Regions from separate parts of the Homo sapiens genome. Here region 2 is linked to region 1. The links are chromatin contacts, found by Hi-C in ENCODE. All regions are on one chromosome and are shown on one strand. The core of a region is the stretch at or near the end of the contact, and the rest is flanking DNA. Distances in the headings are between cores, read along the strand shown.

What was found. A loop is a pair of places that touch in the nucleus more often than their neighbours do. Pooled maps may share reads with other maps.
Region 2: a loop to region 1 is called in a map with no recorded cell type, with 20 times the contacts of the local background. The contact joins the promoter of CNDP2 here to the promoter of NETO1 in region 1. A Hi-C loop is called at or near these places in 4 of 37 single-sample maps with no recorded cell type and 1 of 50 pooled maps.

Annotation. Positions count from the first base shown.
Region 1 is chr18:72,866,737-72,873,155 of GRCh38, forward strand. NETO1 (neuropilin and tolloid like 1) reads right to left here and starts at 1,251. Exons shown (of 11, transcript NM_138966.5): 1 at 528-1,251. The coding sequence starts at 555. It overlaps NETO1-DT (NETO1 divergent transcript), which reads left to right and starts at 1,652. Exons shown (of 2, transcript NR_134648.1): 1 at 1,652-1,726.
Region 2 is chr18:74,493,316-74,499,734 of GRCh38, forward strand. It overlaps CNDP2 (carnosine dipeptidase 2), which reads left to right and starts at 3,048. Exons shown (of 12, transcript NM_018235.3): 1 at 3,048-3,116. RefSeq lists silencers at 413-462, 2,874-3,383, 3,514-3,563 and enhancers at 2,334-2,603, 3,161-3,673, 4,057-4,156, 6,076-6,275, 6,316-6,419.

The sequences.
Region 1 (6,419 bases), core at 1-2,500:
ACCACACACCCATAAAGCGACATCAGCGGTCTCCAGGGCGGAAAGGGGTGGAAGCTGACCCTCGCCCTTCCCTCCAGCGCTGGCTTCAGGTGTGCCTTCTGCTACCTCCTGTACTGCGAACAGGGGCCCGCCGAGCTCCGGGAGCCCCTAGAAGAGGAAGACTCCTCTGGCCCCACTAGGTATCATCCGCGCTCTCCCGCTTTCCACCTGCGCCCTCGCTTGGGCCAATCTCTGCCGCACGTGTCCATCCCTGAACTGCACGCTATCCTCCACCCCCGGGGGGTTCCTGCGCACTGAAAGACCGTTCTCCGGCAGGTTTTGGGATCCGGCGACGGCTGACCGCGCGCCGCCCCCACGCCCGGTTCCACGATGCTGCAATACAGAAAGTTTACGTCGGCCCCGACCCGCGCGGGACTGCAGGGTCCGCCGGAGCGCGGCGCAGAGGCTTTTCCTGCGCGTTCGGCCCCGGGAAAGGGGCGGGAGGGCTGGCTCCGGGAGCGCACGGGCGCGGCGGGGAGGGTACTCACTGTGAAGCACGCTGCGCCCATGGATCATGTCTGTGCGTTACACCAGAGGCTCCGGGCTCCACTAATTCCATTTAGAGACGGGAAGACTTCCAGTGGCGGGGGGAGGACAGGGTCGAGAGGTGTTAAAGACGCAAAGCAAGAAGGAAATAAAGGGGGGCCGAGAGGGAGACCGAGAGGAAGGGGGAGCTCCGAGCCCACGCTGCAGCCAGATCCGGATGAGTCCGTCCTCCGCCCCGGGCGGGCTCTCGCTCTCGCTGGCCCTCAGCGCCGCGCAGCCAGCAGCATCCCCACCGTGACGCTCGCATCACACCCGGGCGCCGGCCGCCACCATCCGCGCCGCCGCCGTCAGGACCCTCCTCCCGGGCATCGTCGCCGCCGCGGGGTCGGGAGGACGCGGCGCGCGGGAGGCGGCGGTCGCAGGGCGAGCCCCGGGACGCCCCGAGCCGGGGCCGGGGCCGGGGAGAGGGCGCAGCGAGGTGGGGGCCAGTCCAGACCGACGGCAGCGACGGAGCGGGCGGCGGCGGCGGCGCCGGCGGCGGCGGGGTGGCTCAGTCCCCAGTCTCAGACGCGCCGCGCAGCAGGTCGGAGCAGCCTCCCCGGGAGGATGTCCAGCGGCAGCGCTCCTCGCTCCAGCCCTTGGGGATCTTCCGCTGAGGCATTGAAGGCAGGAAGAAGGGGTCCGTCATCGGCTCGCCGGGCTGCGCGCCACCTCTGCTATCTTGCGGAAAGAGGAGCGGGTGGGTGGGCGTCTGGGAGGCGGGCTGGAGGGCGGTGCAGGGGAGCGGGGCGGCCGGGGGGGGGGCCGGGGGGCGGGGAAGGGAGGGAGGAGAAAGGAGCCGGAAGAGGGCAGAGTTACCAAATGGGCTCCTTAGTCATGGCTTGGGGCTCCACGACCCTCCTGGAAGCCCGGAGCCTGGGTGGGATAGCGAGGCTGCGCGCGGCCGGCGCCCCGGGGCTGGTGCGCGGCAGAATGGGGCCGCGGCGGCGGCAGCAAGGACATCCCAGCCGCGCGGATCTGGGGGAGGGGCGGGGAGGGGGTGAGGACCCGGCTGGGATCCGCGGCTCGGCCCGCCAGGGCGCAGAGAGAGGATGCAGCCGCAAATCCCGAGCCGGATCCTCGTGCCGGACGGAAGGCGTGGAAGCGGGAGGGGCCTTCGTGTGAAAATCCCTTGTGGGGTTTGGTGTTTCACTTTTTAAAGGTTAGACCTTGCGGGCTCTCTGCCTCCCACCCCTTCTTTTCCATCCGCGTAAAGGAACTGGGCGCCCCCTCTCCCTCCCTCCCTGGGGCGCAGGTTTCGCCGCGGACTCCGCGCTCAGCTTGGGAGACACGGCAGGGGCGCGCCCCAGGGAAAGGCGGCCGTAAAAGTTTCGCGGTTGAGCACTGGGCCTGATGTCCAGTCCCCCCACCAAATTACTCCTGCAAAGACGCGGGCTTCTTGCAATTGAGCCCCCCACCTCGAGGTATTTAAAACCACCCCAAGGCACACACGGACCCCCGTTCCCCCGCGCCACTTCCTCCTACAGGCTCGCGCGGCGCGTTAAAGTCTGGGAGACACGAGTTGCGGGGAAACAGCACCGGAAGAGCCCGGGCTTGTAAAATGCGAATCAATGAATACGAAATAAGGGCAACCGCGAGGCAGCGCCGGGAAGGGCTGGAGCGCGCGGGGGTGCAGGGAGTCCCTCCCTGGGCGCCGCAACGGCACCTCCTCCCTTTCCCGGCTCCGTCCCGCCCTCCCTCGGCCTCTGCGGACGCGACCCACGCAGACCACAGCCGAGCCCGCCGGACCCCGGGACTACGGAAGCCATCCCGTCCGGCCACCCACACCCGCGCCGCGGCTGGGGCTTGGGTTGGGGACTGTGGCGGCGAAGAAGCCGGGGTAGGAAGAGCTAATGGCAATGGCGGGGTCGCCGGGGGGCGGGGGGTCAGCAGCAGACGCTGAGCTGTGAAGACTAGGGTGGCCCCGAAAGGCCGAGGAAAGGAGAAAGGGCCATGAGAAGAGTCTGGCGAGCGCTCGAGGCCGGGGGGCTGCCTCCCGGCTCTGGCCCGGCCTCCGCTTCCCGGCACCTGCTGCTGGGGCGCCCACGTGCGCGCGGGGCTGCGCGGGGCGTTGGGTGCTCGTCGCAGTCCTGCCCACGCCTAGCGCAGCGGCTGTGAGTGGGTGGAGGTCTCCTGCCAGTAAGTTGGGATGAGGGACGATGAGGTGACCCCCAAGTCTGGAAGGGATTCAGAGTCTCACACGCGCCCCCAAGCCTCCTACCACCACACCAAAGTGCTGGTTCCTCGATTTCCAGGGTGGGGTAAAGTGACCGAGCAAAGGGGATGGTGTGTTTGTGTGTGCGCGCGCATATACGCGCGCGCGTGTTGTGCATCCGTGTAATGAAAGTTGGGTCATGGGTCAACCCGGGAGTAGAGCGAGATGGAGACCTAAAGAGAGAAAGCTGAGAGAAGGGGGAAGACATGGACAGGGTAAGAGAGAGAGAAAGGAGAGAGAGAAGAAAGGGAAAAGAGGAGCGGGGAGAGAAAAGAGAGGCAGGAGAGAGAATGAGGGGACAGAAGAGAGTAGGGAGACGAGAAGGCGGAGGACAGAAGAAATGGGGGAGAGGGAAGAGGACAGAGAGGCTGCGCGCCTCTGAATACGCCAAGTCCAGCAGAGCTGGAGGCCTGTGAGAGGAGCTGCAAGCTTGAGCAAAGGGAGAGAGGTGAGCGGATGAAGGGAGATTGGTGAGTATCCGCCCACGCACCTACTTGTAAAAAGATCAAGGGGAAACACGCAGAAGGTCCCGCGGGAGTCCTGTGACCCACGTGAGGTGCTCGTGCCAGCGCGGGGTGGGAGGTGGTGGGCAATGTTCGTCGTGGAGTTGAGGAAGAAATTCTCCAGCCTTAAGGAAGCAAAAGAGTTCAAAGATCAGTGAGGCTGCTCAACAGAGGGATATGCAGATGACAGAATGCTTGGAAAACGCTTTTGGGGATCCGGGTCATCTATAGAGGAGAGGGTGGAGGTCTTGCAAAAGGACCAGTCGCAAGAGTTGACAGTTGAATGTTGGAATCTTTCTTATGGTTGGATGGCACTTTCTTTACATCCAAAATATGCGTTATTCGTGAAGATGACACAGTTCTACAAAGAAAGTGGCAACATTTAAAATTATTTGTAGAAAGTTACTGCATTTCTCAATCACAGTTTGAAGGCAGAGAAAACTTGGTTTTACCATAAATGCTCTCATTCACCTGCCCTCTTCTGTCCTCTTTGCCCAGAACAGTTTCCCAGGACACTGGGATTTTGTAACCTGCCAAGGAAGGGGCTACGTTGCTAAACAAGTAGTCCTTTTATGGGACACAGGAAATTAGGAAGGAACTCATAAGGAAGGTGAAAGGGTCCTAACCTTTTGTCCACGCCTGTATTTGAAATCAAATATCTTGCATAAACAGTGGTCTCCATTTTTTTTCTTTTTTTAATGAATTAAAGGCTGGAGCGCAGTGACTGGATCACAGCTTGCTGCAGCCCCAACTTCCTGGGCTCAACTGAGCTTCCCACCTCAGCCTCTGGAGTAACTGGGACTACAGGCACAGGCCATCATGCCTGGCTAATTCTTTTATTTTTTATATTTTTTAGAGAGGGGGTCTAGCCATGTTACCCATGCTGTTCTCAGACTCCTGGCCAAAAGTGATCCTGTGGCCTCCCGCTGATCTTTAATGCCCAGTGCTTTCTCGGGCAATGCGTGGGGCTGAGGCATTAAATTTTGCTGAAACCTCAGTGCTGAGGGAGTGAGTGTGCACGTTCTGGACCTAGGACAGGACAGAGGCCTGGCTAGCTCAGGTGCTCTGATAATCAACCAAGAGACTGGGCCAACACAGATGCTGAGGCCCGCGCTGCACTCTCCTACTCTTTCCAGGCTGCAAGTGTAGCATTGTTATTGACAATTCCATTCATTTTTCTTCATACACACCCATACACGCTTTTCACCATCCACTACATCCTGTTTACTTGGCAAGCTGCCTTCTCATTTTTGAGTTCCAGAATCCACACTTGCTGAGTAATGCTACCTCCCTAATAGGGACCCATAAGATTTTTCTTTCTGAGAAAAAACAACATATGGGAAAAGTTCAGTTTCTCCCAGAAAAGGTTGCGCAAACATATGGTCAAATTACAAGATGATGTCGTTATTTTGAAAGGAAGAGCATATAAACTGATAGCTTTTGTGAGTTGAGTGTGCCATCCTGGAAGATGGTGCTTTGTCGCAGTTCCCCAAGGTTAGCATTGAAATAGTGACTACTATAGAAGATGGTGCAGAATTAAAGCCACTTGAACCCAATGAAGGTGTCATTAGTAAGTTGGTTTTATTTCTCAGCTTGCAGCTTCCTAACAATGAAAGATCATATGGACTTCCAAAATCCTAAAAAGAATTGGCGTAGGGTACAAGCCCTTCTAATTCAAATGCACATAGTATTTGTCTACATACATGTACTTCTCTATAGGAAAAAATAAAGCTACAGTTCTACCAGGGCTCCTTTGTTAATTAATCTCCAGTACTGGCATCATCTTAAAAGTTGTCTATCAGTAAAAGAGGTGATGCTACAAAAAATAACTCAAATGTAATAGTGCTAATGACACATCCATATTACAATAATATTTTCTGATTTTTACATAATTTATTTACATGGTTGTGAAGTGTAAAGGTTTTTGCATTTAACAATATATGTCATAATACTAGTTTCTCAAAAACAAGTAATTTGCTGGTAAATATAGGAATGTTTTTTGAAAATTCTCTGAAATAGTCTAACATGAAGCTGGTTTTAAGCAATATTGAAGAAGCTCTCTTCAAAAAATCTATAGGAGTATCCTAACGCAGTAGAAAGTCTCCACGAAATAGAAGACCTGTCAAAATCTCTGAAATCTTACATTTAAACCAAACAGGATATTTTATGATCACCACTAGGGAAAAATAAAATATAGTTTTGTTAGAAGTACAAATATATTGTATTCTTAGGCAGCACAAGAATGTTTGCCTCTTGTGGGAAAGAACTTTCATAGCACTTCCTTTGCCAGTTAGCACTTTCAGATACATGATCCTTCAATCCATATCAAAACTTCAGAAAAAAAATTTTCATTTTGATTGATATTTACTTCGCAGTGGCTTATAAAAATAATACCAATTATTTTTATGATCACTCGACTAATTATAAGCTCATCCTCTATAAATCAACATAAACTTCAGGAACATTTACGAAGATACACCCCAAGATTAAAAGTGTAAAGGCTCTGTACAGAAGCCACCTTTATAGTATAAGTATTGTACCACAAAGTCCACGCACTGCTATTTCAGGGAAAAAACAAGTTTCCACTCCTAGAAGACGGCATATTTGGAAAATATAAGCTAAACTAAAGGGTAAATCTACATATTCCATGTCAAAATAACCATTAATAAATACAAACAAAATGTTACTTCAGTGTGCTAAATCAGACATGTGAAAGTTTCTCATGGGTTAGACATACTTTGTGTGTGCGTGTGTGTGTGTGCGTGTGTGTGTGTGTTGAAGTCTCGCCCTGTTGCTCAGGCTGGAATGAGGTGGCACGATCTCGGCTCACTACAACCTCTGCTCCCTGGGTTCAAGCCTGCCACAACCTCCAGAGTAGCTGGGATTACAGGTGTGCGCCACCACGCCCGCACAATTTTTTTTTATATTTTTAGTAGAAACAGGGTTTTGCCATGTTGGCCATGCTGGTCTCAAACTCCTACCATCAGGTGATCAGCCCGCCTCAGCCTCCCAAAGTGCTGGGATTACAGGTGTGAGCCACAGCGCCCAGCCTTTTTTCATAATTATATAAGTTAATAGCATCACATAAACTTAATAACTTTGGCTATTTAGCACATACTTTAATCTTATTATGATAT
Region 2 (6,419 bases), core at 1,798-4,297, 1.6 Mb after region 1:
TGGGCAACAGAGACTCCATCTCAAAAAAAAAAAATAAAAACAAAAGTTTGGTTAAACAGACATGACAGATTCTGAAGACTAAACTCCATCTCATGCTGAGAACTACAAATTTCGGCAATTGGAAGCATGATCTAATGTTTTGTTGTTGTTGTTGTTGTTCTTGTACCATAGCATTTTTATTAGAATAATCACATAATATTAAATTAATTTTTTATTTTGAAATAATTTTGTTTTTTGAGTGGGTCTGTTATCAACAGTGACTTTTACAATGTTTGCATTCCCTAAGTTCTGAGAACAGTCACAGCCTTTCTCTTTCTGAAGTACTTAACCTGTGGTCACTCATCCTCATACTTCTTTGTTTTCTCTCATAATGTCCCTGTTGTCCTCAAAATCATCAGAGAGGAATAGGAACACATTTATGTAGCTCTTTAAGCTCAGGTTTGTTGCCACTGAGCCACCTGCAATGCACACTTTAAGAAGCAATGGACTTGCAGGGCCACCTGCTGGAAAATCAGAACTGAGCACACAGGCTCCAATACCAGCTACTTGCATTACCAGCTGTGTAAGGCAGTGGTCTTGAGAAAGATGACTGAGGGCACAAGGAAACTTAGGGACTCAGAGAGTTCTAAAGGGCATCAACCTCCAGCTTCTCAAATTTTCCAGAGGCTCTCTCCTAGAGCATGTAGGCGGTGCAACTGACCTGCTGACCTCAGCCAGGGTCTCCTGTTCCTAGGAGTCCTGGTCCCTGCACAAGGATGAGTAATTAACACTCATGAGGCACCTTCTCAGTGCCAGGCATTGTTCCTGATGCTGTATGTCATCAACTCTTGAAGCCTGGCATGCTCCAGACAAAGGGACAATTTGAAATGCCACATGGTATCACTGGAGGACAACTCCTTAATCAAGGACACTGATCAGGTACTGACTTAACATTGTTCCCAGGGGAATAATGACAATTAACATATTTCCAGGTAACAGGGTTCTATATTAAGGGTAAATGTTGTGTTTTGTATTTTCTTAACATTTATTCAGATTCATAGGAGAAACATGTTCACCAACTTCTTCAACACTGAGTACTGCAAATGCATTTTCATGTTTTCACTTGGACTGAAGCATCTGATTGCTCTAAAGTTCTCAACTACTTCTTTGCTCATTATTTATTCTTACCTTGAGCCTATTAAATTTTGGTAACAGTAGTGTGTTATGGCTTCTACTCTAAATCACTTCTTTTTGCTATATACATATGTGTGTGTGTGTGTGTGTGTGTTTTGTTTTTTTTTTTAACCAAACCCTCTTTTCAGCAATAATCTCATTTATGGATACCTGAACGAATTTATTTAAAAGCCCAGTAGATATGATTAAAGGATGTATCTTCCACCAATGTTTACTTTTTGCAATGTTTGCAAAATGTGTAATATAGTTTTTTCTTTTTATCATTCATGTACAATAATTATTATGAGAATTTAATCCAGAAGAAAAAATGTTAATACTTAAAGCTTTTTGGTTATAGCAAAGTGTCTATGGCCATACCACCCTGAACATGCCTAATCTCATCTGGTTATAGCAAAGTAAATATTAATTTAAATTTTTATCATAGTCTGTTGTAGAGAAATGATTAGGATATGAGTAAGACTATTAAGTATAAAAATGTTACATTTAACAAAATTCTATGAGGGATGTGGAATAGAAATAAAAAATAAAAGAGGAGGCAGGGATGGGGGGGACGGGGTGGCTCACGCCTGTAATCCCAGCACTTTAGGAGGCTGAGGCGGGTGGATCAGTAGGTCAAGAAATCGAGACCATCTTGACCAATATGGTGAAACCCTGTCTCTACTAAAAATACAAAAATTAGCTGGGTGCGGTGGTGCGCACCTGCAGTCCCAGCTACTCGGGAGGCTGAGGCAGAATGGCTTGAACCTGGGAGGCGGAGCTTGCAGTGAGCTGAGACTGGGCTACTGCATTCCAGCATGGCAACAGAGCAAGACTCTGTCTCTAAATAAATAAATAAATAAATAAATAAATAAATATAAAAAGAGGAAACAAACCATGTAAATTTTAAGGGAGGAGACAATTTTAACATTTTACTTTATGTGGGAACGTATACATCTCTTACAACTATTAAATTCATTTTTAAAAAATAATAACTCCCGAGCCATCACTCCTTAAAGAATGTGGTAGTGGTACAAGTTTAAAGAAAGTCTTTTGAGAACACTCTATTGGAAAAGTGAGCAGACTAGGGAATAACAATTTTACCCCCAAGAATTGTTGTTAAGATTAAAAAGGAAAGCGCTGTCGCAGACGCTCAAACACGGTGCTGGCTCTGCTTCCTTCATCAGTTCCTAGGGTCATGGGACACAAATACTAAAATATTTCCACTACTGGTAACGATGCTGGCGAACGCTTTCCTAATCCAGTTCAGACCGACCTCTCATTGGAGCTTGTGTGACCCGCAGGAGTCCGTGCCCCGACTCCGCCGGGACTGAAACGCAACGGAAAGTGCAGTGCTGGATGCGCAAGGGAATGGGAGCGTCGTGGGACCTCCGGAGCCTGGGAGATCAGAGGGTGGAGTCAGGGCCCCCTAGTTTTGGACTCCATTGCCGCACTGCAGGCGACTTCTCGGACCCCACCGTTGAAGCACCAGGCCCCCCGCCCACCCAAGAGCAACCGGGAAGCACAGCACAAGCCCACAGCTCCGGACACGCGCTCCCGTGTGCCCTGCCTCCCCTGAATCCCAACCCACGAAATCTCCGCCCCCTCGCCACGCCCACATCCCCGTCTACCGTCGGGGAGGGGCGACGAGGCGAAAGCCTTGTGGACCAGGCCGGGATTGGTGGGCGGGACGGAAATGGAGCTGGGAGAGGTGACGTCACCTTCCGCACCTGGCTCAGGGCGGAAATGGGGCGGGGAGAGAGTGACACCACCCCTCTGCCTGTGGCTGGATTGGTGGGCGTGGCGGGGGCGTGGCGATGCCTGCCCTCCGGACAAGGCGGGGTTGGTGGCCAGGGCGACCGCGGGGCGGGCCAGCGCCGGGGGTCGTGGCCGGGACACGTGGTACGGAACCGGCGCCGCGCTTGCTGCTGGTAACAGGGCCTTGCCTAGTGGGCCTTCCTTCCCAGGTGGGTCTTCCTGATGGACCTTCCTTCCCGGGTGGGCGCCCTGAGCTGGGAACGGGCTGGGCGGGGAGGACCCGGGTCAGCGGCGAGAGTCACGCCTCATTCGTGGGGGAGCGTGGGGCGCCCGGCCGCAGCCAGGCGGGAACAATGGTGTCCGGGCTGTTCCCGAGCGCGCGGTCGGGGGCGGAGGCCCGTGACGGCCATGGCCCCGGGGCCTCTCGCACCTCCGGGCCACTCGTGTCCCAGCAGCGCCGAGCGCGTCCCCGGTACGCAGGGACAAGCTGGGCGGCGCACTTGGCCTGAGCCTGCGTGGCCCTCCCTGGTGGAGTCGAGTGGAACGACCCGGGTTGGAGATGGGGTTGCGGGGAGCCGAGCGCTGGTCAGGCCACACCCCTCCCCAGGGGCCTGCTGAGAACTCCAGCCTTTCTCCAACGGATCCCTTTCCCGGAGACCTGGGGTGGGGAGTGTGGCGGGACAGAAGCCTCCCAGGTTCAAAGGGCCCTGGACAGCGTCCCTAGCTCCCGCCAGCATTTGAGGCAGCGTTTAAGGCTATAGGAGGAAGCGTCTGAGGGGAGACAAAATTCCCATGCCAGCTTGATGGTCTGGGGCAGGTGTCTTATTCAATTGGCTTCAGTTTCCTCATCTGTGAAATAGAGACAATATTTGGTCCTCACAGACAGGGCCACCAAACCAAACTCCCCACCGCCTGCCAAGGTCAGATTCCGTAGATCATCCAAGCATAGACTGCAGGAAGAGGCGGAGAACCCGGGGCCTGCTACCAATACCTTCCTTGTCCCTAATGTTTGCAGGCAGGAGTGGAGGAAGAGAAGTCCACATTATGCTTAGGGATCAAGTTCTAGCTTGGGCAGATTGGAGATTCTTTTATTGGTTCTTAATCAGACATGAAGGTGTGATTCAGTTATTTGTGTTATATATGCCTTCAATTATCAAGGGACAGGGACTGAGATTCTCAGAACTAGAAGACTCATTTGTGTGTACTACTGACGGTTCCAGGTGCCACAGCAATTTCTCCTGCCCTCCACTAGTCTCAACATTTAAATCATGTTACTCCCTTGCCAGGCATGGTGGCTCATGTGTGTAACCTCGGCACTTTGGGAGACCAAGGCGGACAGATCGCTTGAGTCCAGGAGTTCGAGACCAGCCTGAGTAACACGAGCAAACCCCGTCTCTACAAAAAATACAAAAATTAGCTGGGTGTGGTGGTGCGCACCTGCAGTCCCAGCTACTTGGGAAGCTGAGGCAGGAGGATCATTTGAGCCTGGGAGACAGAGGTTGCAGTGAGCCAAAATCACAGCAATGCACTCCTGCCTGGGTGACAGAATGACAACCTGTCTCTAAATAAATAAATAAAGTTACTCCGTATGAACTTTAGATTTTTAGAGGGGAGTGAGGTGTCATTTAAAAGGATAATGCTTTTGCTTAAATCAGCATACTGCTTTTACCTTAATTAGTGGTGTTCTCCAGAGCATATAAAAATGGTTCCATTTAATGGCTTTGTAACGGGGGAGGTGGGGGGAAGTGAAACAGGAGTAACCCAGAAGTGTGAATGGGAGGAGAAACTGGAACCTGGCCTAGCCTGGTTTGACTGGATGAGTGATTAACAGGAGTTGCTTTTTAGCCCATCTCTGATGGTGGAACAATCTGATCCCTGTTTCCTCTCTTTTAGTGAAAGTCGTAACTTAGATAATTACAGTCATATGTTGCTTAAGGATGGGGATACATTCCAAGAAAATGCATTGTTAGGCGATTCGTTGTTGTGTGCACATCCTGAGCTGCGCTCACACAAACCTGGATGGTACAGCCTCCTACATACCTAGGCTATATGGTGTAGCCTATTGCTCCTAGGCTACAAACCCGTACATGTACCTTTACTGGATGCTGTAGGCAGTTGTAACACAGTGGTAGGTATTTGTGTATCTAAACATATCTAGACAGAAAATGAATTTTTTAGCTCCATTATAATCTTTTGGGACCACCGCTGTTGTTGATGGAAATGTTATGTGGCACGTGACTATATTTTTGAGTGACTTTAGCTACAATGCCACTGGTTAATTTGACTACAAGAGAATAATATTAATGAGAATGTACCACAGTGAGCTTGGGATTTGTGGCATTTAATAACCAGGAACCCAGATGAAAATCACCACATGTAGCATATTGTCCTGCTAAATAGGATTTCCTTTAATGTGAACAGGTAGCTTCCCTGCGTACATTTTTGGCAACAGGTGGATGACAGTGTTATTTATTAACACTGATAAACGCCTCTCCAGCGTGCTCATGGGCTCCATCTTACTTGAGGCTCCTCCAAATGAGTGCCTCAGCAGAAAGATCCGAGCTGGCTGGGAGGTATATAACCATTCCATGCTCTGTGGCTAGTGTTTGAAGAGGAGGAAGAGGGCACTTGAGAAGGCAGTGGTTGGATGTCCCACCCACATAGAAATCACATTTGCAACTTGCAGTGCCCTGCGATTTCATCACCCTGCACAGCAACAGCCACTTTTGAACAGTTGCCACGCTTGGTGTCGTGGTGGATAAAGTCACCTCTCTGTTGAGAAATCACTTTGAAAGCCTATACCAAGGAAACAATGCTCTTTACCTGCAGCATGTCAATGCACAGGCGTTTGTCTGGCATGTAGACACGAGGCTGTAGTAGGGTCCTGTCACTCCACAGCTGTGACTCTGAGGCACTTCATGTCCCCGCAGTTTTGAATTTGCTCCGTACAGCTGTGTGCTTTCTGCTGCGGAAAGCCAATTATAAAAGTCCCAATACCAGAATCAATTTTCCATTGTATTCATTGTGACTAACAAAAAGAGTCTGAGGATGTGTTTTCACCTCTATCTGTGAGTGGGGCGGAAGTTGCTGGGTGTCACACATGGAAGTGGGGTGAGAGCATGCGCGCTGGAGCCTGTGTGGCCTCTTGGTCAGGTGCTTGTGGAGGTTTAGCTGATGCCCTTTGGCTGTTTCTGGACTAAGATCATCAACTTTCTTAAACTGAATCTGGTTTTCCTTGGGCTCTGTCGTCTGTGTTGTGGGTTTGTGGTGGTGGACACAGGATGTGACATTCTTGCTGGGATCCCTGAAGTGACTATATCCTCTGCAATAACAGAAAGTGAAACTTATCTTTGTGCTTTAAGAGTGTAAAAATTTTTATTAAAGTACCAGTAAAACTAAAAGTGCCTACTTTTAGTTTTCACTGTATTTTCTTCAACTCAGGCCCTCCCTCTGTTGTTACCTGCCATCTGACACGGAATTTTGTGTAATTTTCCTTCCAAGTAAAGAAGGGA